Linked DNA regions of Mus musculus: regions 1 and 2 are each linked to region 3. A link is a loop called in an ENCODE intact Hi-C map of the cell type or tissue named here. Cell type or tissue: heart. All regions are shown on one strand.

Evidence for each region. Hi-C counts contacts between places; a loop is a spot of excess contacts. Peaks named below come from ENCODE experiments on the same cell type or tissue, not always from the same donor. Only the 100,000 strongest peaks of a DNase experiment are listed, where the experiment ranks them.
Region 1: it touches region 3 in a loop (2.4-fold over the local background); 2 of 42 quality-filtered maps call a loop at or near these places.
Region 2: a loop joins it to region 3, with 2.6 times the contacts of the local background. A loop is called at or near these places in 2 of 42 quality-filtered maps.

Annotation. Positions count from the first base shown.
Region 1 is chr6:84,150,727-84,158,726 of GRCm38, reverse strand. Dysf (dysferlin) reads right to left here. Exons shown (of 55, transcript NM_021469.3): 39 at 6,678-6,843; 40 at 6,318-6,394. Among named protein-coding and RNA genes, the nearest start is that of Dysf, 140 kb to the right of the region's middle. In heart, no CTCF peak of the experiment used is centred here; DNase peaks (open chromatin) are centred at 2,766 and 4,006; H3K27ac peaks cover 1,814 bases.
Region 2 is chr6:84,313,511-84,321,510 of GRCm38, reverse strand. No RefSeq gene overlaps it. Among named protein-coding and RNA genes, the nearest start is that of Gm10445, 110 kb to the left of the region's middle. In heart, CTCF peaks have their summits at 744 (motif pointing left) and 4,191 (motif pointing right); no DNase peak of the experiment used is centred here; H3K27ac peaks cover 488 bases; H3K27me3 peaks cover 2,017 bases.
Region 3 is chr6:84,220,823-84,228,822 of GRCm38, reverse strand. No RefSeq gene overlaps it. Among named protein-coding and RNA genes, the nearest start is that of Gm10445, 200 kb to the left of the region's middle. In heart, no CTCF peak of the experiment used is centred here; DNase peaks (open chromatin) are centred at 3,062 and 3,792; H3K27ac peaks cover 2,814 bases; H3K27me3 peaks cover 490 bases.

The DNA of each region.
Region 1 (8,000 bases), 70 kb after region 3:
TATAGGCTCACATGGCTGTGCCTGGATTTGTATGTGGGTGCTGTGGATTTGATCTTGGGTCCTCGCAATTGTGCAACAAGCACTCTTACCCACTGAGCCATTCCCTCCAGTCCTTGTTGCAAGTTTAAGCTAGTAGAAAACTATTGATTAAAGACAAAATCTTGACAAAGACAAGACTATGAGTATAAAACAGCTAGTTATCACTACCATTAAAAGAAAACAATAAATAATTCTCATTAATTAAGGGCCAAATAACTTTGCTCAATGGCACCTCTACTGTCAAGTAGTATTCTGAGTAATAATAAAGCTCCAGCTATGAGGAATAAACTGTCTTATCCATCTAGAAATTTTCTTCAATCAATAAGGGTTAAGGAGAGGGCTTAATAATGAGACAGTTGCAATGTATATGTAAAAGTGCCATTTCCTGAGCTAGGGGTGTAACTCAGTGGTACAGCACTTGCATGCACAAGACCCTGCGTTTAATCCCTGGCACAGAAGAGGGAGAAGGGGAGAGAAAGAGAGGGTTAAGGTGAGAAGAGTAGAGGAGGGGAAGGGAGGGGAGGCAGGGAGGAGAGAAGAAGAGAGAGGAAGGGAGAGGAGGGGAGAGGAGAGGAGGGAAGAGAAGGAGAGGAGAGGAGGTATTTTCTGGTAAGAATTATAATCATAAATAGAGGTATTCCACTGATAACACTAACAAAGGCTACAAAACACCTAGGAATAAATTAAATGACTGGACCTATAGACAGCAAACTAAATCTAGCGATGTAAAGGACAGCAGTGGGAATTAATACATCAAGTGTCCAGTGCTGAGTATGTAGTACTTTGAGATGCTGCATGCTACATTCAACCGTACTTTTAAAAATAGTGGGAGAGCATTCACATTGTATCTTTAAGCTTTGCAGTGCATATTATAAGAAAGGACAATGACTCCAACATTGTAAACCTCAAAGTCTAAACAAGAACATAAAATAACATGGACACACTTAAACAGTTTTAGATTCGGATGGAGATGCTGACCGCCCTGTTTTCTGTATGTTCACAAAAGGTAACTCAGAGAAGCCTGAACCTGGTAGATCAGCAGACAGAAAGTAGCCCTACCAGGTACCACAGTACTGACATTGTCCCAACCATCTGGACTCAGAATACATCAGAACTCACTGAGAGTTCTTGGCCATAGCCATACTCATGTTGTGGGAGGAACAGGGAAGGCTAGCCTGTGGCCATTTGAAGAGCCTTCCTAGGCCCGGTCCCAGAGGACAGAGTAGAAGCTAGGGACCTGCCTGCTTCCTCTGGCCCTAGCAGCCATACCCAACCCCAGCCCACACAGGTAACCAGGGCTGAAGTAATGTTCAGGAGGGCAAGAGACTGATCAGAGCCGGAGATTTCTAGGTTTGCACCCCAGAGCTTACTCCCACCCCTGTATGACCACACCAGGATCAGGAAGGGCTCCTCTCCTCCCTACCCTTTGTTCTTATTCCCAAATATGCAAAGACAATTGAGCCAACAAATAGTGAACAATACATACATGAGGACTGGATGGAGAAGGCGTCAGGTTAGTGGGGCCCAAGCTTGACAGCCCATCTGTAAGCTACAAATTAAACATGCCGGTTAGCAACAGGATTCGGGGCTGAGATCTGAGGACCTGTGAGAGGGAAGTTTGGACAGTTCTGAGGGAGTAGGGTTCTCCTTTGTTCCCTCCCTCTCTCCTTTCCTCCCTCCCTCCCTCCCTCCCTCCCTCCCTCCCTCCCTCCATCCATCCATCTCTCCCTCACTCCTCAGGCACCCCCTGCACCAACTGTGGGCAGAATGGGCTATCCCCAGTAAGACATGCCTGGCTCCATGGTCCAACCATTTATGTGACCTTGGACAGTTCCACAACCTCCCTAAATCACAGTGACCCAGAGCAACAGTGAGTGGTGAGTCAGCTTTGGAATTTGAGCAAGGCCTTGCCAGCCTAGTTTGGTCTCCTGCCGCTGTTTTATGTTACAGCCTTTGCTGCACCAACGCAGACACTTTCTGCCTTTCTCAAATCTGCCTGCTCCAGAGACATTTCCAGCCCTCACCGTCCCTCCAATTGCTCCTTCTGTCCCTAACATACCCATACTTGAGGCAGGGTAGCCAAGGAAGGGCAAAGCCTTCAGCTTCCATCTCCCAGAAGCAGGGGACCACATGGCTCCCCAAACCTACACAAAGGAAGCTGGAGGAGTCTCACAGGACAACCTTGCTGCCCGTCCTAGAAACAGCTCCCCTGCCGAATAGCAGGATAGCTAGTGGATAAAGCTGGACAGAGGGCAGGAGAGAGAGAGAGAGAGAGAGAGAGAGAGAGAGAGAGAGAGAGAAACACCCTGCAACAGGGGAAATGGGAGGTGAGGCTAGAGAAGGCAGGGAGTATTGAGGACCCACAGCCACCAGCACCAACCTCCCTCTCAGTGATTCAGAGGCTTCAAGAAGACCCTGAAAATGGTGAATCTCAGGCCAGACTTCCTTCCTATACAGGAGGAAAGGCTTAGGGCAGAAGTGTAGGGGAGGGCCTGTTGAGACCTGCAGTGGGCTTTAGACTCTTCCTTCTGTGCAGGAAGCACTACCAAGGAGCTGCAGGGCCCAAGTCTAGGAAGGCAGGCAGATGAAATGGCAACCAGCCACCAGCCAGGGCTGCTGGCCAATACCAGGTATAGTAGAACCTTCCAGACTGGTGCGTGCCACCAGCAGACCTCAGATTGCCAAAGATGGCCCTGTCCCTCCCCTTCTTGCCCTGACCCTTCAGAGGCCTCTGTGTTATTTTGAAATCGTTCCCTTTTAGAGAAGGTGAGAGGGGGACAGGCAGGTCACCAGAGCACAAGGGACACATGTGGCTAAACATAGCACCAAAGCCCTGTGCAGCTGCAGAAATTACACGTTCCCCTGGGGCTGTGGCCATAATTTGCTGCTCCAATTCTGGGACTGTGTTTCCACCTTCATGGCAGCCTGAAGCCTATAAGTGGAGCAGTGAGCTCCAAATTAGCCTGAGCCTGAGAGCTGCCCGCACCTCAGCCCACCATGGGAGAGAAGGTCCTCAACACCTTCTCAGGGCTTCCCCATGCCACCTTCCAGGTGTATCCTCAGTAAAACACATACCACACAAGTGCAAATACATTGCATCTTACCACATACACACACTTCACCACACAGACACACACACATACCCACCACTGACGTATCAGCACATACCTACAATAGACATACATACTACCAGACCACATACACACACACCACCTTACCACATGCATACACCACTTCACCACACACATACCAACCATACCACATATATACACATATTCCCTCACCTCACCTCATACATGCAAACACTTTACCACACACACAACATCTTACCACATGCATACACCACCTTACCACATGCATGCTACTTCACCACATGCACACACACACAGAGATACACAGAGCCTTAGCACATATACACCTCTTTAATGCACATACATATACACAAACCACCTTACCACACACACACACACACACATCTTATATGTGTGTGTGTACATACCACATCCTCAGCTACTAATCCAAAACCTGCATGGAATACAAACACACACACAACCTTATTATGTAAAGACACATAACATCTCCCCCAGATGGTATGTTCCTTCCAGATGGTATGTTCAGTAAGAATGTGGCCCAGGCCTCTTCCATCAAAGCAAGCTGGACCCCCCTCCCCCCTCTCCCCTCCCCCTCCATCTCCTCCTCCTCTTCCTCTTCTTCCTTCTCCTCTTACTCCTCCTCCTCTTTCTCCTCCCCCTCCTCTTCTTTCTCCTCCTCCTCCACCACCACCACCACCATCTTTCTCCTGCTACCTCCCAACCTAGGCAAGACCAGCTTTGCCTATGTGTCACATCTCCTGGATCCCAGCTCCTAGGCACCCACCTCTCTGTCCACTTCTCCAGAGTACCCATGTGCTCACACAGAGCACAAGCCTATGTCTGGCTCTTGCACAAGCCTAGTCCTGGTCTGATTATGTCAGGGCCAGGAGGCAATCTAGCCTTGACCACTTCACTCTCTATCTCTGGTTGTGCTTGGAGCCAACAGGACTAAAACAGTCCCTCTTTATCTAAGCCTGTGGACACTAAAGGTGACACACAGAGAGCAGAAATCTTGTTGGGAAGCCCTGCACATACTTGTAGCTTATACAGGCCTGTGAAGCGGGCAGGAAATAGGAGCCGAGGGCAGTGGGGCAAGCCAGGGGTTGGGACTCACTTAGCTACAAATACCCATCAACAAGGAAAGCAAAGCACAGACTTGTACTGACATTGTTGCGGAGCCTTCTCCAAATTTTCACTCAGCTTTCTCAGCTAGGAGACATTCTTCCTCAGACTCATGCAGACAATGGACAAGTTTTCTGTCTATTCATTCATACATACATACATACATACATACATACATACATGCATACATACATACACACATATATTCATACATACATGCATGCATACATACATTCATACATATATACATACATGCATGCATACATATATACATACATACATCTACCCATCTGTTCACACATCTATCCATCTACCTATCTATCCATCCAGTCATCTGTTCATCAATCCTTCTACCTGTCCATCCATGAACCTACCCACCCATCAACTTACCTATTCATGCATCCATCCATCCATCCATCCATCCATCCATCCATCCATCCTTCTATCCACTCATCCACTCACCTATCAACCCATCTACCTACCCGTCTGCTCATTCATCATCCATCTACCTATCCATCTGTTTCTTTTCCCATTGACTCATCCATCCCTTAATATATCTACCCATCTGTCTATCTCTATTCACCTATCTATTCATCCATCCATCTATCTTTCCATCTATCTAGCCATCTATCTATGCATCCATTCATTCATCCACCCACTGGCCATCTAGACAGATTCTCACTGAATACCTTCTCTAAATCAGGTCTTGTGCTGGACATTAGGGACATAAAAAAGGCACCTGGTTGCTGTCCTGCATTTAATCCAGAGAAGATGCTGAGACCCAGAGAGATATGCAGAATCTAGAGCTGATGCTGTAGGCAAGATCATGCCAGAGAAGTGGTGGCCAATGATAAATTGAGTCTCAAATAATGGACTGAGCAAGAGAACAGGGGGCAAAGACAGTCTCAGCACAGAGAATGCAAGGCAGAGACCTGGTGTGTGTTAGAGGCCTATAGATAGCAATTGGGGCTTCTGGCTCGTTCTCAGCATCTGTGAAAACACAGAGCAAGATTTCCTGCCTCCACAGTAGCATGAGTCCAGGAGCAAACCCTGGAAGTAGTAGATTGAAAAAGAGGCAGAAACTGGTCTCAGTATCTCCAGGGAAACTTCAGAGCTAAGCTCTGGGGATCTTGAGGCTGTCTCAGCACTCAGCTTTGCTCTCACGTGCAAGGCTAAGATTTAGTAGGTGACTTGAAGAGCACAGTGCCTTGCCGAAGGTCACCTGTCTCTCCATCCATCTATGCAACCATCCACCTATCTATCCACTGCAGTCTGAGGATAGGGTACCATCATACAGGCTGGGAGGCTCTGCCTCAGGTAGTCTGAAGCTCTAAGAGCACCCAAGGCATTAAGTGTGTGAGTCTGCATGCAGTCACAGAGGAGGGTGACATCCTAGACAAGTTCAAGGCCAGTCTTCACAGTAGGGCTTCTTCGCCTTTCTTGAGGCAAGTACTGAATGGGATGCAGACAGAGCACATCCACAGCTCAAGACAAGAACAATGCTCCCTTCAGGAAAAGGCTTCCTGACACTTGCCTTGGTGTGTCATGTGCTCACCAGCAGGCCCTAAGTTGCAGAGTGCCCAGCAAAAGGATGACTGATTACCTGCCCCTCCCCCAAATCCTCCCTTCTTGGTCCTAGAGGTGGAGGATAAGAAAGATATACTATAGTCCTAAACTAAGCAAGCCGCTCTCTCTAAGATACCTCCAAGGCACTGCCAAGCATGAGATCAGCGACTAATCTTCCTTCAAAGAAGAGACACTCCCTTCTGTATCCCTTCTCACTGAGGGATCTCAGGCCTTCAATGCAGCCATAAGGTAGATGTTCCATTTTTCCCCCACATGCTTCCAGAAAAAAGGTTAGATCTTACCCTAAGGACTACACAACCCTTCCCCCATCACAATGAAAGTTCCCACCCATGTCCTTCCACCAAGCAGCACCCAGCCACCAGGGTATAAAGGGATGTGTATAGTGGCTATACCATAGCAAAGAGTAGGGGAGGGGCTAGAGAGAATGAGGAATACAGGGTATGGGGCAGAAGGAAGCTGACATCTCATTTATCCTACCTGGACAGGAATGAGAGGCTCCTTGTCATCGATGTCAATCAGCACATCTTCCCCGGGGCTGAGTAAGCTCACATCATCTGCAGGGAAGCAAGTCTGCATCTATGAGGGACTCAGCCAGGGGACTGTCACCAGACCCCACAATCTCACCTCCCCTCACACTGGCAGAGGAGTTTCTGTCCCCAGCCCTTCTCTTTCTTGATTCTATCTCTCTCATCTCCCATGTTCCCCATCCATTCCCTTCCCTCTACTTCTTCCCTCTATTTTGAACCATGCTTCCCACCCACAAGTAGGAGGTCACTTGGTCCAGATGTGCCAACCCAAGGGAAAAATGACTGGGCCAGCTCAGCAAAGGCTCCTTACCTGGGCCACCCTGTGGGGATGGACTCTCTGCTGAGTATGGGTCGCACAGGAAGTTCTCCAGGGAGCGAATGGTACACTGACCCACAACTGGCCGGCGGCCAAACTGGCGATTATCAATGACCTTGACCACAATAGGTGGACAGTAGAGGTCCTCTCTGGGTAACATCTGGAGAGGAGAAGAGGGATGCTCTAAACATGGCCTCCAGGTCATTTCTGGGAATTCCCAGGAGAAGGAGTGAGGGAGAGTTCTCATAGACAGGACCAAAGAACAGAAAGTGACTCTGAACCCACAGAGAGTCCACAAGAGTCCAAAGTCCAAAATGGTGGCCAGCAGCCCAGGTGCTGGTCAATGGGACAGGCCACACACCTTTCTGTCCGGCCTCAGCTGCTGTGTGTGAAGGCAGGTTTTCCCATAGCTTTACTTCCAAACACACCCAGGTCAGCCTGAAGTCTAAGCAAGTCTATTTTCTCTGAACCTGCACTGCCTGGGAGGAGGGGGGAGGGGTGGGAGGAGGGGGTGGCAGAGGTGGGGGAGTTGGGCTGCAGCTCAACATTTCTTACAGACAGTCCCCCCCAAGTGGATACTCGGGAGTTGGCTTGCAGACCTAGATTCTTCTCCCCCCACCCCAAAAGCACTTTGAACACAACTTGAAATAATTTATATGCACTCCTTCAGTGGCGTCTCGGCTGCGCCAAGAGAAGGCTCCCGTTGACAGCCACTGGGCCTGGAATTTCTAGTGTGCTTTCATCTCGCAAACCATTTTCCTTCTCTCAGACTTGACTTACACCGGCCACTGGGCCTCAGCAGCCCAGGGAGCTGGAGAAGACTGGGGGGTAAGGACTAGAGGGATAAGGGGTGGGAAACTCAGGGTTCAGGGCTTAGGGCTGGGGGCGGGGCTGAGGACTAGAGGTCTGAAAACTGGGAGGCCAAAGATTGAGAGTCAAGGGTCAATGGCAGGGGACTGGGAGTAGTCGGGGGCAGGGACTGGGGCTGAGAACTTGGGGCTGGGGTGGGGATGCTGGGGGTTGAGCGGTCAGAAGCTAGGAGACCAGTGAGGACAGGAGCAAGGATTGGGAGACCATGGACTAAGGCCACAATGGGTCAGATTTGAAGACTATGGGGGATGGAAGCTGGGTAGTCAAGTGCTGGGACCCTGAGAGCTGAGGCTTCAGACCAGGAGAGCCAGGGCTGAGGAAGGGGAGGCAAGGGTAAGAGCTCAGAGGCCAGGCACTGAGGACCTGGGGATGAGCATTAAGGGATCAGAAGCTGGGGAATTGGAGGAGAGGACTCAAAACTCAGGGGCAGGGCCTGAGAGCTTATGG
Region 2 (8,000 bases), 93 kb before region 3:
CCTCCATATACTTTGTCTTTGAGGTGATGAAACCAAATAGGCTCCTCTCATAGCTCATTCAAATCATCTCAGACAAGAGAACGATGCTCACACATCCTCTGAATGCAACCCGCCAGTTAGTCCTAACATAGGCTTTCTTTTTGCACCTGTTCCAGGTCTTCTAGAATCTTCTCCGTGTCCCACCTGCTCCCAGTATTGCCCTCACTGTCCCCCTTACAACAAGCCCACAGAACGGGGACCATAGCTGGACAAAAGCAAGCTAGACACAACCCTCCCCAAGTTGCAGCTACAAGGTTTCCTGGGGCCAGAAGCACAGAAAGGAGAGCTTTAGCTGGCTCACACAAGGGAGCCTTACCAGGGGAGAGAGCCTTAGACGGAGGATCCTTGGCAGACAATCTGGGTGTACACACATGGGACAGGAGGAGAGTAAGCTTAGAAGGGAAGGGGACCGGTGTGTGTAAGGGGTGGGGGGCCTCTGCCTCTATCTGCATGAATAGCTCCCCTCCTCCAGTCTACCTTTCCATCTGGAAACACCTTCTCTTGGGAAGAGCAGGTAAGGGTGCAGGGGCAGTGCAAGAGTCTGTGAAATGCCAGGGCAGACCGTGTCAAAGTGGGTCTGCTGCACCACAGCCCTCTAAGAAGTCCCTGGAAGAGATGGGGACCCAACACCCAATCCTTCCTTCCAGGTCCAACCAACAAGCCAGGCAGAGACAGAAAACTAAGGAGAGTGTGCCCCCAACTGGTCAGTGGTGACAAAACCAACTCTTAAGCAGGGCCCTGGGCCAGTCTAGGAAAGCCTTGGGGCCATGCAACCTGGGGAGGTGGGAGGACAGGAACACCCTCCAAGACATTTGACTTCCTGACCTTGAAGGAGGCCTGAAAGGGGTTTGTTTTCCTTATGGAATCCTATTAAAGTGCTGCCTGGCCTCACCTGTGGCCAGGAGACCCAGTGTGGAAAACCTTAGTGTGCACCGTCCAAAGGCCACTGAGGAGTCTCCTCTCCCTAGCATTAAGCTGGCCAACATTCCCAAAGATGGCTAAAGCTAGGTCAGGAGGGAGAAGCCAGCCTTTGAGAGGGCAGGAGCTTGGTTGGAAGGCCCTAGGGAGCCCTGAGGAAGGGATCCCGAGGAGAGGGCGCAAGGGCACAGTCTAGAGAGTTCCCATCCCAACTGGCTCCAAACAGGAGTTGACACTCACAGCCCCTGTGGGACCAATGGTCTCACAGTGGAAAGTCTAGATAGGGCTGCTGACTCTGAGATTCATTCTTGCCAAACGTAGGCTTCTAAGGGAGTCCAGGAGTCTCCAGTCTGACTTACAACATAAATCACATCGTTTCAAAAGGTTTTACCACCTAGGCATGGTGGGATACACCTGCCGCCCCGTCCCAGGGCTCAGGAGGCAGAGGTGGATCACTCCAAGATCAGAGTTAGCCTAATCAATGTATGTAGACTTAGGACTACACACAAATCTTTTTCTCATTCTCAAAATAAATCCCCAAACTTCCCTGATACATAAACAACCCCCTGTCACCTTTCGCTTCTCACCTGGATCCACTCTGTCTCTGTTGAAACCTCCAGAGCAGGGGATGTAGCTAGCCAAAGGCTATGGAGAAAACAAAGCCCAGCCTTGGTCTCTAGGGCCCCCAGGCTCATAGCTTCTGTCCTACAAGCCGGAGTTTCTGAGAAATCAGCGAGGCCCTCCTCTGAGGAAAGAGGCCCGAAGCCGACAATACACAAAGTACAGCCGAAATCATAAACACATTTTATTTCTAAATAATTTTAAAACCACTGGCATTGTAGCAAATTGGAATATATTTCCAGAATCGACTCAAAGAGATTTTTTTATGGCAACATATGAAAAATGTCATTTAAATATCCACACACAGCTGCTGCACATGCTGGCCTCTCAGGGAAACACTTTCATTCCTCTCATCAGAGCTCCCTGATTAATGTTCCACTTCTCTTTAACACTTTTTCCATGGCTTTTTTTTTTTTAAATCAAAGCCTGTACTATTATCTGAAAGAAAATTAAACCAATAAGATTTAATGTCTGCTGTGTTCTACATTGTAGCAAAAGTACGTATATACACACACACACATGAGCACACACATATATATGCAGAGAGAGAGAGAGAGGTGTGTGTGTGTGTGTGTGTGTGTGTGTGTGTGTGTGTGTGTGTGTTTAGGGTTTTAGTCAAATAGAGCCAAGATCTTTGCTGGAGACTTCAGGGCAAACTAGAAACAGCAAGAGTCCACAGGAACAATGAAGGAGAGAGGGCTCTTGAAGATAGGGATTTTAGATAGGGATGGGTTGGAGTAGCCTGGGCAGAGGTTCTCAGTAGACAGAGGCTGTAGAGAGATCAGGAACACCAGGCCCCAGCATGGCCCAGATGCCACCTGTGGCAAGGCCTGACTACATGGCTGGGATTTTGTGAATGGGCCTCAGAGAGAGGCAGCTTGGGCATCGGAATGGGAAGGAGAGAGTGTGGAGGAGGAAGGGGAGGGAGGGCAGAGACTGTGCCAGGGGAAAGGCGCGGCAGATGGAGTGAGGGAAATCACAGTGTGTCTGGCAAGGCAGCTGATGCTGTAATTTAAAGGTCAACTGAGTGGAAAAGGGGGTGGGGTGTTGGAATGACTGTCTCTGCAGTGTGGCACTTAACTCCTCCCATCCCGGTGCTGCCTGGCTTGGCCTCAGGGTCCTGGAGGCCACTTGCTCTCCTGCTGCTCTTCCATCCTCATGGGGTGCCCTTGTTCCTCACACACCTGATGCTGCATCCTTCTGTTGTCATTAGGGGAGAAGTGACAATATTACCTCCCCAAGCCTCAGTTTCTTCATTTATGATGTGGGGCAGGGACCTCTCATTTGCCCTGGATCACACTAACAGTTAAACTAGATAGGGGGGGGGGGAGTGTAAAACACATTAAATGTCTCAAACTTTTCAGAGCTTCTTTGAAGAAGATGTCTTGAATTTGTCTGTGAGGAAAACCAAAATCAAACAAGGTGGTTTTCCCACCTTGGGAAAGGATAAGCTAGGAGCTGTTGTTGACTTGTGTTTTCTGTCCTGTGGACAGCTGGCTACCCTCACATTCCAACTAGACTTTAGAAACTGTTATTCCCACCTCCATATCCTTCCCAGCTCCCCCCTCCACTCCCCATCTCTCTCTCTCTCTCCCTCTCTCCCTCTCTTTCCTTTCCCTCCCTTCCTTCTTCCTTCTCTTTCTGGACTAAGTGGCTCCTTGGGAGGAAAGTTGACTCTTCATATGGACTTGGACCGCCTTGAATCTATAAATTATGGGAGTTCTTGGGAAAGTGTGGAGGTTTGTGTTGGAATGGTGATTGGTGCAGGGCTGACTATGGAGCACAGGGGTTTTAGCTCCGGCTAGGGGAGGCTTTTCAGGGCAGAGTAGGTAGACAGGCCCACAGACCACTGAAGGACCAAAGCCTAAACTGAATCCATGTAGAGTTGATCCCTGCACAAGCCATGAGACAAGTCCGTGCGGCTGGTTTCTGTGGTGAGGCAGGACATGGAGCTTTATGGAAGGCTGGAAACCATGCCCGGGGCTCCAGACCCAGGAATGCCTGGAGAGCTAGATCCCCCTGGTTTTAGGACTTGAGTGGCTTTGGAATGTCATTGGCGGTAGGGGATAGCTGCTCATGGAGAGGATACAGGGTCCTCTCCACCTCCTTGAGGCCTCTATTGCTAGACAGAAGACTCAAGGAGGGAACTGTGTGCTCATCCAAGGTGCAGGGCAGCTTCCCTTCTCCCCGTTTGCATGTCACAATAAAGGCCTTCATCTCAAAGTAGATTACTTGGGCTGGACCATTTAGGTTAGATGGCAGGAGGAACCCCAATCCTGTGGCAGGAGAAGATGCCATCTCCTGCTCCCAACAGTTATGGTATGTCTTGGTCTGTGGTCCTTCCTCCTTAGGGCCTTGGTGTGGAGGAGGAAACTTCAGCAGAGCCCTGAAGTCTACAGTGTGACTATTCTCATCAGGACCAGGCAAGCTTGGGTGAGAATGGTGCTCATCTTCCTGCGGAGAGATGATGGTAGGTCCTACCCTTGACTGTTGTCCTATAGCTGGTGAACCATACAAGAAAATCCTGAGTCTGTCAGTAGTAGTAGGGATGACAAGAAGGAACACTGGCCTTCACTGAAAAGAAGCCCTGGGGATGACAGCACAGCTTTGAAGTGACCACCAGGGGGCTCAAAGAAACCCTGGGAGACCTGCCTTTGGAGGATGACCTACAGTAACTGTTTGGCTTGGCCTGTGTCCCCAGAGTAGATAACACTTATGAACCTGTAGTTAACTAGCAGGTGTGTGATAGAGACTGGAAGGGTTGTCTTTCAATGAGGGAATTTCTCAATCATGCAAAATTCCATCCTGGGTCCACCCAGTCTCAGGGTCGTGTTGACATGGCCCAGGGAAACCAACACTGTGTTCCCAGTACTGGCTGCACACACAGCCCTCACCACTGTCCATCCAGGGGACAGCGAGGCATCCTTGACCATGAGACAGACATAAGTTTCATTCATAGTCTTCAGGGAGCCAAATGTAGTTGTTGGCAAGGCCTCGTGGATTATTAACAAGCCAGCTCACATTTGCCTGAAACAACCAAAGAACTGAAGAAATCATTAGTTCCAGGGCAACAGAGACTATGGCTTGTATGTCAATGTGTCATAACCCAAAGTCACTTCAGGAGAAAAAGACAACACTTTCTCCACCAGGACAGGAGTTTCCAGGACAGGAACTCTGTCTCCTGCCCCATTTATACACCTCAGAGGACTAGGGAATCCTCTGGGGACATTTAGAGAGAATGTGCTCATCTTGGGGGGTCAGCAGAAGGCAGAGACTTCTTGCAAGGACTATGGGATGGGAACCTTATATTCTACAGTGGCCCAGCAAAATCCAGTTATGGTAGCCCTAGGCTCATAGCAGCATCTGATGCTCTCCCGGTGGCTCCTGCCCATAACCAGAGCCTGAGCCCTCCCCCTACCCCCAGGTGTGTGACACCCAGCATGTCTGCATACATCTTTTCTCAGCTCAGAATTTCAACTGCCTGTTACTCTGAGGCACAGGGTTTCCTCCCCAGGGATAGTTCCGCGTTCTTGTCCCCACACCAAGTCAGTCCCCTCAACTTCCTGAGGACTCCAAAGCCTCCCCCATAAAATCTACAGCTTGAATTCTTGTGCATGCTCATCCCAGCAACGTGCCAGAGTTCTCCATGCTCAGACTGTAGGAATGTAGAAGTGGGCTGCTGTCTATGGATGTCATACTCAGAATGTAGACAGCATCGTGAGGTCTCAGAGAGCTTTGTGCATCAAAGCCCTGTCCCTGTCCACAGTGTGAGCCATGGGTGGGGATGGGCTAAGAAGCAAGGAATGAATTGTAAGAAGTAGGGTGTCAATGGGGCACCAGTGGAGAGACAAAGAGAGGCACCACCGGGCTGGTTGCTGAGGGCTGAGGCCCTCAGAATTTGATTGGGTTCAAGACAAGACAATTGAACCAATGCCCAGGGAACTAAGTGGGCTTCGCACTGGTTTTGGGCCCACTGTCACTCAGGCCTGCATGTGTTCCTGAGGAAAAACTGTGAGGATTACCCAGGTGACGTCCACCATACTAAGGGGTCTGAAGACCCCACAAATGTTTCAGCTCATATTGAATGTAAAGACTTTCTCTCTTATGCTTATAATTACACAGCTGTTGGAAAGGAAGCTCACTATCCCGTGGTTAAACACCATCTTCCCTTTCCTCGAGAGCACCAGAAAGCAGAAGGAAGAGAGCTGGGGTACTTGGTGTGGAGTCTGTGGTTTCATGGAGGAAGTGTAGTCTCCTCAGAGTCAGATTATGCCCTTGACCTTGGAGCCTTTCCTGATTCTACTGTGTCCCTATCCAGCGGCTAGCAACTGTCCCAAGGTCTGGGTCCTAATCAGCCTCCTAAACAAGACACATAGGGAAGGGATACCAGACTCTGCTGGGCGAGTAGAGTCTCCCCACTCCAGGAGACTGCACCCTGAGCCCATGCCCTCCTGGGAATAAGGGTGTTTGGTGTAGCACAAAAAGCAGGCAGCAGAGGCAAGCAGCTGGTTCTGACCCATGGCAGGAAGTCACAACCAAGATTCATCCTGGAAAAATGCAACTAATGTCGCCCAGCTGGGCCCGCTAATCAGAAACACAGACCCAGAGGTGGCAGCAGGGACAGGCCTCAAGGGCAGGGCCCACAGAGAGGTGATAATGGGTAGCAAGCTCTTGGACCCTCTCCCCCAGCCACCCGGCTGCTGCTGTTTGGAGATGGAGGTGGCTGGTTGAGACCTGGGACAGCCACTCCTCCTTCCCCAGAGAGGAAGCATTCCCCATCAGTGCTAACAGCTTCTACCAGAGCTAGAGACTACCATGGGGCAGTCAGCAGTAACAGGTCACTGGTACCTTGCCGGAGACTGCTGCCCCAGAGACTCTGAAGCGGTCACTGGAAGTTCTGAGCTAAGCCCCCTCAGCTCTCTATAGTCACTCTACTGAGAGTCCTTACTACCAGAATATATGTCTCCTGAAGATAGGCATGGCAGGTACAAATTCTGAGCTGGGGTAATAAGGAGAAGCCCAGGTTCTGAGTCTCAAAGCAGAACTCTTGAGGAATGCAGCTCTCACTGGGCTCCAGCTCTGTAGTTCTAAGCTTCCCTTCAGATTCCCCCTAGGGGGCTTGTAATAACCTCACAGACTGCCCCTACACTTGTTTACTTGACCCACCCCTCACCTTCTCCCGACCCCAACGTTGCCTCATCGTCTTGAACCTAATATTTGGCACTTTTTTTCCACTTCATATCAGACAAATCTGCTGCCCAACCACAGGCTCCAACTGCTACTTGGAACAATATCAGAGACACCTCCCCCACCCTGACTCCACACCCCTTAAGTACAAGCATCCCATCTTACACATCTCAGGTTGCCAGTGGAACGCATTTAGAGCACTCTGGTAGGAAGTGTCTTTCCTTGTTCAGATAGCCAATCCAGTTAACCTTGAACAAACTCAGACTCTGAGTCCTGGTCACACAAGCAAAACATACTAGTATGGCCAAGCTACCATATTCCCAATCTTACCACAAGCTGCACCTTCCTTCCCCATCTTCCCATACTGTGTATGAGTAGATGCTACCTGTAAGGTTGGTATCCAGCTGCCCTTTCAGCTCAGAAGATATGGACAGCATCAATAAGAGGTCTGGGGTACAGGTGGGGAGACAGAAGGAGTGGCACTGAAGAGGGAACTTGGACCAAAGCAAGGGAGAGTAAGGCAGAATCTTGGAAGTGCCAGTGAGGGGTGGGGTGGGAGGTCAGAGAGTCAGGATCAGGGAAGAGGAGATGGGGAGCCACGTTGGAGGCTGGGAGCTTAAGTCTTGGAGGTTTCCTAGCTGCCTGAGTAGTTGCCATGGAATTTCCCGACCTAATAAAGAAGAATTTAAATAGACCACAACTTTGCCTAATGTTGACTGTGTAAATAATCCAAGCCCCGGTCCCCTTTGTTCCACAGGCTATTTGTGTCAGGAAAAGGGGGGTGGATGGGTAGATTCCAACAGAAGCCACCATCCCAGATAGTAAGACATGGGGACTCTCTGTTCTCATCTGCCAGGGCCCAGGGGGATGGAGTTTGAGATCTAGGGGCGAGGGAGACTGGGGATGCAGGGGAGGCAGAGAGGAAGCTTAGCTTCACAGCCAAATCTTCCTGTCCGTCTGTGACTATACATGCAGGCATGTGTGACTCCACACCACTTCACATGCGTTCATGAATGGGGCACACGTGTGTATTTTCCTCATGGGCATTTGTGCACAGATTCAGAAAATTTCATGCAGGCTGACTGCAAACAGACAAACGTGAATGTGTGTACCTACAGACTCAGGATCCCAGGGACAGCTGAGAGTGCCTCTGACATACTCTCCCCAAGACAGTGCTCAGCCATTCCTTCTACTCCATTCCACCACCATGAACTGAGGCTGCTGTGGCTTCTACA
Region 3 (8,000 bases):
TCCCCACATGCTGGGATTGGGGTGAGCAGCAGGTGAGAAGGGGAGAGGGAAGAGAAGGGAAAGGCAAAAGGACTGAGAGCCTGTGTGGACAGGCGACACAAAGGAAACCTCAGAGGGGGTTCTTAGCCTGAAGAAGCCCTTCAGGGTCAACAGGAAGTCGGACCCACAGCCGTTCAGAGAGCTGGGCACTGGCTACCCTTACTCACACAAGCACACACAGCCCTCTTCATGTCAGCCTCAGTGGCTGCCTCCCCAGGATTCATCCCTCATGGCCCGAACTGTTCAAGAGCTCCCCGCTGCACCCCACAATGAGCCTTCCTAGGGACTGCATCCTCCAGCAGAACTGACCACCCACCTCTGAAGGTCACGAGGACACCTGCTGGATCAGCCCTGTCCTCTCTGTTTCCTACCTCTCCTGCTACCCACACCTAGCTCACCTTCTGCTGACTCAGGGAGTTAAAGACCTCATGACCTCACAGGCAGGGCAGTCCAGAGAGGCAAGTGTCAGATCTGCTGCCTGCCTGCCTGCCCTGCTTTACCATGCAGCCTTAGGCAGTTTTCTTGGTGTCTCTGGCCTCAGGGGTCCCAATAGGTGAGCTGAGGGTGGGGTGACGCTCTCCCCACAAGCAAGGTATGCCCAAGACTGGTTCCCACAGGATAAGAACAGTGAGTACATCTGTGAGGCTACAGAGGTTGGAGTCCAAAAGCCTGGGTGAAGGGGAGGACTCTGCCTTGCCCTGAGGGGATAGCACTGAGCCCATACAACTGTAAATGTGGCCAGGGGTTGCCCCATTCTCACTACCCAGGAACTAGAGACCTCACACAGGCCTACATTCCCTGTGCAGGATTCTTTAATTGGTGGTACTGTTCAGTTCTTGCTAGAGCTGTATACCCTAGCGCTGCCTAACCCCGAAGTTGCAGCTCAGGGAGTCAGCGAAGGGCAAAGTATAGGCCCCGGTGCACTCCTTTGCCTACCCCCAACCTACCAATGTCGGACACACAACGCACCACTTCTGCAGAGGCAGGGTTGTGCATAACACAGGTCCTGCCCTGGATTGTGGTTGAAGGACACTATCTGCTAAGAGCTGAAGACCTAAGTGGGCCACAAGGCTGAGACCATTAGTACTACCTCCCTGGATGGAACAGACCCTTTGCTAATGCATAAGCATTGTTTTCAGCACCACACGGAGCCCTGGCTTCTCTCAACATCCCTCCAGCCCTCCTCCTCAGCAGCCAGACTGGTGAAAATACCATAGCTTCGCCCCACTGGTATCCAGTCCACACTCTAAGCCCCGTGCCCTAAATAAAGCTCTCCCTACACACGTACAAGGTCTGCCATTCCATCCTGTGGCCTCTCACTGACTTCACGGGGGTTGGAGATTGCGGGCTGGCTGAAGCCGACTGAGGAAGGCAGTGAGCTGCTCACAGTCCTGTCCAACACAGATGTGAATGCCACCTCTGACCATAATGGAGTACGTTCTTTCCAGACCACCTGAAGGGTGCTCCCTCAAGATTCTGGCCAGCGTTCTCATGGTGACAGGATTGTGGGAAGCTTTCCCCAAAGCCTGGCTGCCTCTGGCAGGAGCACCAGTTGCCTGATGGCCTCAGCCAGCCAGAGGGAGAGTCAGGAGGCATCCACACAGCCCATCCTCCAGTTCTACGCAGAGGCCTCCAGAGCGGAACACACACACCCACACAGGAGGACTGACTTCAGGACACCTGAACTCTACTACCTCTTGTGGTTAGCTTATCACTGGGTGTGACAACCTCTCATCTAAAAGACAGACCTCTCACTATTTCCATTCTTAGGGATTATCTCACCAGAAAGACTATACAGAGTACTCTGAAGGAATGGCCCACCGGTATACCAATGGAACCCTCTCAGAGCTTCCTGCAGCACATCTCTGTGCATGTCATCTCCTGGAAGCCTCCTGTGTTGAGACCCTTGGTACTTAAGGGTTCAGATGGGGCTGCTCCCATCCCACCTACCTTCCTTGGGCCCAAGCCACCAATCAGAGCCTAACTCTGAAGACTTCAGATAGCAGGCACTACCTCTGAAGGGGAGGCCAGGGGAGACCAGCAGGGGCTCTGTCCTGAGGCTTGCTGTGTTCCCCACCTCTGCCCTGACCCTGGCTACAGGCTGCTCTGCCTTTCTAGGATGCCAGTGTTGAGCAGCCAAGTACCACACCCACTGAATCCATCAAGAGTCTCCCAGTTGTCCCATCCCTGCTCCCTGTCCAAGCTGTCCTCGGCAAGGACAACACAGCCACTTTCCTCTCCTCTATTTTCTTCCCCTCCTGCCTGGCCTCACCAGAGCTTGTTTGTCCTTCCAGCTCCTAGGAGAACCTGCTGAGACTTCCCACCACACAAGTATCTATCTAGCCATTTGTCTTCAGGGTCTCCAGCATACTATTGTGGGCTCACTGAAAGCACTGTCCTTCATCAGAATCCACGTTCTCTGAGGAAAATGCCCATGCCTTGTTTATGTTGAGCTGTCCAGTTCCAAGAGCTGTGGCTGCCTTCAGACAGAGGGTCCCTTAGGAACAAGAAAGAAGCTGATCACACATGCCACCCAGAGATTCATAGGGGATGTGGCTCTGTCTTCCCAGCAGTGCAGAGTCATTCGAAGAGCTATCATGCCTTTATCTCCAACCTCGAGGAGAAGTTCGACCTCCCCCATCAGACCCAGGGCTCTGCAGAGGCAAAGTGGGCCTCCTCCATCACACTCTAGCTAGAGAGAGAGAGAGCATGGGGTCCCAGCCTACTGTTCAAAACATAAACCCAGGAAGGTCCACACACCTCCCAGTGGGATAGAAGTTGAAATCCCAAGCAACAGGCAGACCAGAGAGCCAAGAGAATGGTCAGAGACCTGGAGGTGAGCAGGGCAGGCCTTATGCCAGAGGCAGGACACCCAGGGTCATCTTCCTGAACAACGAGGCATTCATGAGCAGCCTGGCTCCAGGCAAGGCAGGCTGTCATGCCAGGCCCGGCCCTGCAATCTGTGCTCTGAGCCCAGCACTGGCTGGTGCTCAAGTGGGAGAAAGTTGCTGCTGCTGAGGTAGCTGCGTGGAAACAGCTATTTTTACCCTGGCAGGCAAGGAACAGGTCAGAGTAGAGTGAGTCGTGGAGCAACCACCACAGGGCCTAGAGAGGACCTAGGCAGGGGTGGCCATGATAACGTGTGGGTTGTAGGGGCATGGGCCAGAGCAGCTGAGGGCCACCCAGGCAACTCGCCACAGTAAGCTAGTCCTACTAGGAGCCAGCAAAGACATCCCAGGGACAGACCCCAGCAGAGTTACTGGTGTGTCTATCCCCGGCTGAGGCTCTCTGATACACACACACACACACACACACACACACACACACACACACACACTGGTCCTTGCTGTGTGTGCAGGGTCAGTCTGGACCAGAATTGGAGACACATGGAACTTTCCACCATTTCTAGTTACAGACCAGCTCCTTTCAGCTCCTCTTCCTTCTTCCCTGAGGATGCTGTGGGTATTACAATTTAGGAAGGGCAGAGGGAAGATCCCACTTACCTCACAGGACCTGCTCGGGACCTCTGTTTGAGAGTGGTGGCTTGGCAGCCTTTAGGTGAGGGGCTGGGAGAGAATTGCAAAGCCACCTCTATTTGCCTCCAGCAGCCAGCACGGGGGGGGGGGGGCACCTGTCCCCGCAGTAGATAGAACACTCTGTGCCTAGGTGCTTAGTTACATAAGCACAGCCACACTCAACTCACCGAGACCATTTGTGGCTCTCCCTGACTAATAAAAAAGCAAATGTCTCCTTGAGCCGGGCTCCCTGCCACCAACCACTATCCTTTCTGACTCCTGGCTTCCTTTGGTCCCCTGCCAGCATATTACCACTCACCTCTGCCTGCCCTGCTGGGAGGGAGGGAGGGAGGGAGGGAGGGAGGGAGGGAGGGAGGGAGGGAGGGAGGGAGGGAGGGAGGGAGGAGGCAGACCATCAAACCTTTCAGGAAGGAAGCCAAGAGAGAGTGAGGTCCAGTGTCCCATGCTGTGTGGCCTTCAGGAGCCCTGGGCTATAGAAGAGGATGCCTGCCTTCCCATGGGCAGTTCATATCCCACTCTGGGAAGGCCTTCTCATCAAAGGACACACCCTACTCAGAGGTCCTGGCCCTACTCCTCAGCACTTGCCTGTGAGATTCTGAGTCTATGACACTTAGCAATTTCAACCTAGATCCATGTTCCCTTTCTTCCTTCCTGACAAGAGTCCCCTTCCTCTGTACTGTTGGATTCATCTGCCCTTTAAGATAGGAAGGTGGGGTCAGATCCTGGAGACGGAGCACCCTGGAGGGTGGAGCTGAGCATAGGAAGAGGGAGACAGAGAAGATATCTGTCAATCAACTTCTAGCTGTTGGATTCTGACCTATACAGTAGCTCAGGGAGGGCTTGCTGTTGACCTTTGTCCTTAAGGCTAGGGCCCTTTCTGTGAGGCTGTGGACAACCTGTACCACCTTGTAGGGAGTCCTGCTGGCTTCAGAGGGAGAAGGGGGAAGAGCTGGGCTTTCCAGGAAATCACTCACTCTTTATAGGGCTCCTGAAGAGCCTTGGGGCCATCCCCTAACAATCCCAGCCTGCTCTTTGGGGCCAAGCCATTTGATTTTCGATCATAAATCACAGAGCTCCGAACTTGCATGGGTGAGAAGGGTCTGGCCCCTGCCCCCACCTTTCATCTAGGGTGGGGGGGGGGACTGCAGACAGATTTTAACTTTGAGTTAATGAGGGTCAGGCAGGAGGACACCCACAGGAAGGAGAGGAAGGGGAGGTGGAGGTGGAGTGATCTGGATGGGGTGGGAGCGGTGTCCTGCGGTGGGGCCTGTCTCATATGGATGCTGGGAAGCAATCCTGGGCATGATGGTTTACACCTTGTCCTCCCAGAACTCAGGAGGCTCACCTGGAGCTTAAGGCAACATGGGCCTAGGCCTATATTCCAACATGCATCTTCAGACCACTCCAGATGGAACACTGCTCATAGAGAGGGATGGCTTACAGAAAGAGCAAGAACAAGAGCCATCATGGACAGGAAAGGGGGGGGGGTGCATAGAAGAGGAGCCTGCAGAGAAGTCCCCAGAACAAAGTAAAACACCTGCCTTTCATACCCTTTCAGAGCATGGCAGGAATTTCTATGCCATGTGATTTAATCAGGGCTAGCCTACATGACGAGAAGCATGAAGAAGACAGGTAGGACCGTAAGTTAGGGGTTGTGATAGATACATCAGGGTCAGCACATCACACTTCTTAATTTTCTGCACAAGGAGGAAGGAGAAAGAGAGAGAGAGAGAATTGAATGTTTGGATGGGGGGATCCTGGTTTCTTCAAGCTATGAAGATATGACCAGCTTTGAGTGACTAGCATCTTAAAGGGCCAAGCCTATGATATATATATATATATATTCATGTGGATGTGTATGAATGGAGATGGAGGCCAGAGATTGACATCCAGTATCTTCCTCAACTACCTTCCGCCTTACTATTTGAGACAGAGTCTCTCTCTGAATCTGGAACCCAGTGATAGGTTAGATTGGCTGGGTAATGGGGTCCAGGGATCTGCCTGCCTCTGCCTCCCTGTGCCAGCCCTGAGTGCCAGGGTTACCAGTGCTTGCTGCCATGCCTGGCTTCTATACTGGGACCCAAACTTAGGTCCTCATGGTTGTAAGCAAGCACCTTCTCAGCCAAGCCATCTCACCAGCCCTTGTTTTTGTTAGTTTATATTCTATACGTAGCACTAGGCTTTAGAGCCATTTCATATACACAAGCATATAGTTATTTTCACCATGTTCCCTTCTACCCTCCCCCACCATCCCTTTTCTCCACCTCTGCAGTCCCCTTGGTCCCCTTTGTCTCCTATACAGTGTCACTTCCGTGTTATATATACACATGATTCTATGTATCTATTACAAAACCCAGAAAGAACAATTGAGAGAAAACATGCAGGATTTGTCTTTCTGAGTCTGACTTAATTTGCTAAATATGACTGTCTCTCGTTGCATCCATTTTTTTAATAATGACATACGTTTATTTATTATGATCAAATAAAATAGTGAAAACATACCATTACTCTTTTTGAGAGAGGGTTTCTCTGTGTAACAGAGCCCTGGCTATCCTGGAGTTGCTTTGTAGACCAGGCTAGCCACAAACTCACAAAGATCCATCTGCCTCTGCTTGGTTTAACCACATGTACCACCATGCTGACCCACCCACTTAAGTATTTAATAAAACAACTTTCAGAGGGAAAGACTAACTTGTTTGCTTGCTTGCTTGCTTGCTTGCTTGCTTGCTTGCTTGCTTGCTTGCTTGAAACATAGTCACCCTGCCACCCCACCCCCCCAAACCCACACTGGCCTTAAACTCAAAACTTCCTGTCTCTGACAACAAAACATGGGGTTGTAGGTAGGTGCCACCATAGCAGGCTTGTTACCATGTACTTTACATAAGGGAAATTCTAGAATTAAGTGCCAGCCACAGTTCTCTCTGGTTAATAGGATTAGGGGCTATTTTATACTCTGCCCTTTGCTAGCTGTTTTCCCAAAATTCTCTAATGAACATATATTACTTTTATAATAAGACAAAAACCATTAAAAACTATTTTTAAAAATAAAATAAATGATCCCTTTGCCCATCTGGAAGGAGTATGTTGCTCAAATCCCAGTGAGGGTTAGAGTAGGCAATGAAGAGGTCAACTTCTAAAGCACTTCCCAGAGCCCAGGCTGGCTTCCAGGCAACCAAGCATGGGAAAGGCAAGAGCCAAGGGCCTCTGTGCCCACATCACCAGTCCAGCCTATAGTAGGCAAGGGCATGAGTCACAGCAAAGGAGCCGTAGGATAGAACCCAGACTCCCTCTCTGGCTGAATTGGTTACTTTGTGCATTGCTGAGACAAAACATCTAACAGGCGTACCTCAGGGAAGGGTTGATTTTAGTTCACTGTTCAGGGGCGCAAGTCCATGTTGGTGGGGAAGTCACAGCAGCGGGACCCCGGGACAGCTGACAACATGGCATCCTCAGCCAGGAAGCAGAGTTCAGAAAGAGTCAGAAAGCCAGTGTTCAGCTCATCTTTTTCCTTTTTACCCAGTCTGAGATCCCAGTACATTGAATGGCATGTTCGCACTCATGGATCCACCCTGTGAAGCGAATCTAGACAGTTCCTCACAGGCTTGGCCAATGATTTGTTTCCACGGTGACTCAACCCCATCAAGTTGACAATCAAGACCAACGGGTCACACTGTCCCAGAAGTGTAAGGTGAGTTACACAAGAGACAGGGGTCACAGCCCACACCTGTTCTTCCCTTGAATTCTTTGAACATGCTGTGGACTCTGCTGAGAAGACTCATCTCAGGTGTACATGGCTACCACTCATTTCAGTCTCACCTCTGAAAAAGGGCAGTCATTCTAAAATCTCCCCTCCCTTCAGTTTTGCAGCCATTATTCAGCCAGTGGCCACCTGAAGTCCTCGTTCTCAGATGCCATGACCAGAGAGGCCTTTCCTCACACAGGCAAGTCTCTCATGCATAACTCCTAGCCAGAGCATGGCAGCCACTCTATAAACATTGCCAAGTAAAGGCAAACACTGCCTACTTCATGGGGCCAGTGTCACCTCTGCACAGTGCCCCCCCCCCTGCGTCCCACTTCTACCCCCACCAGAGCTCTAGGAGCATCTGGGAGCCACCGCGTGAGAGCAACTGAGATAACATACGTGTGTTTCTGTGACATCCTCAAGTTTAACATTTATCCTCTGAAAACAGGCTTAAAACAGCTCCTTCAAAACTGGGCAAAGGGGCACAAGCCTGTGATCTCAGCCCTTAGGTGGCGCAGACAGGTGGACCCAGAGGATCAAGGACACCTTCAGCCACATAGTGAGTTTGAAGCTAACCTGAGCTAGAGATCTTGTCTCAGAAACAAACTAATTAAAACAACGGCTTCCTGTTGCCAATGCCAGTTAAGAAGTAGATATGCCTAGTGCCGTACTGGCTCAAGGGA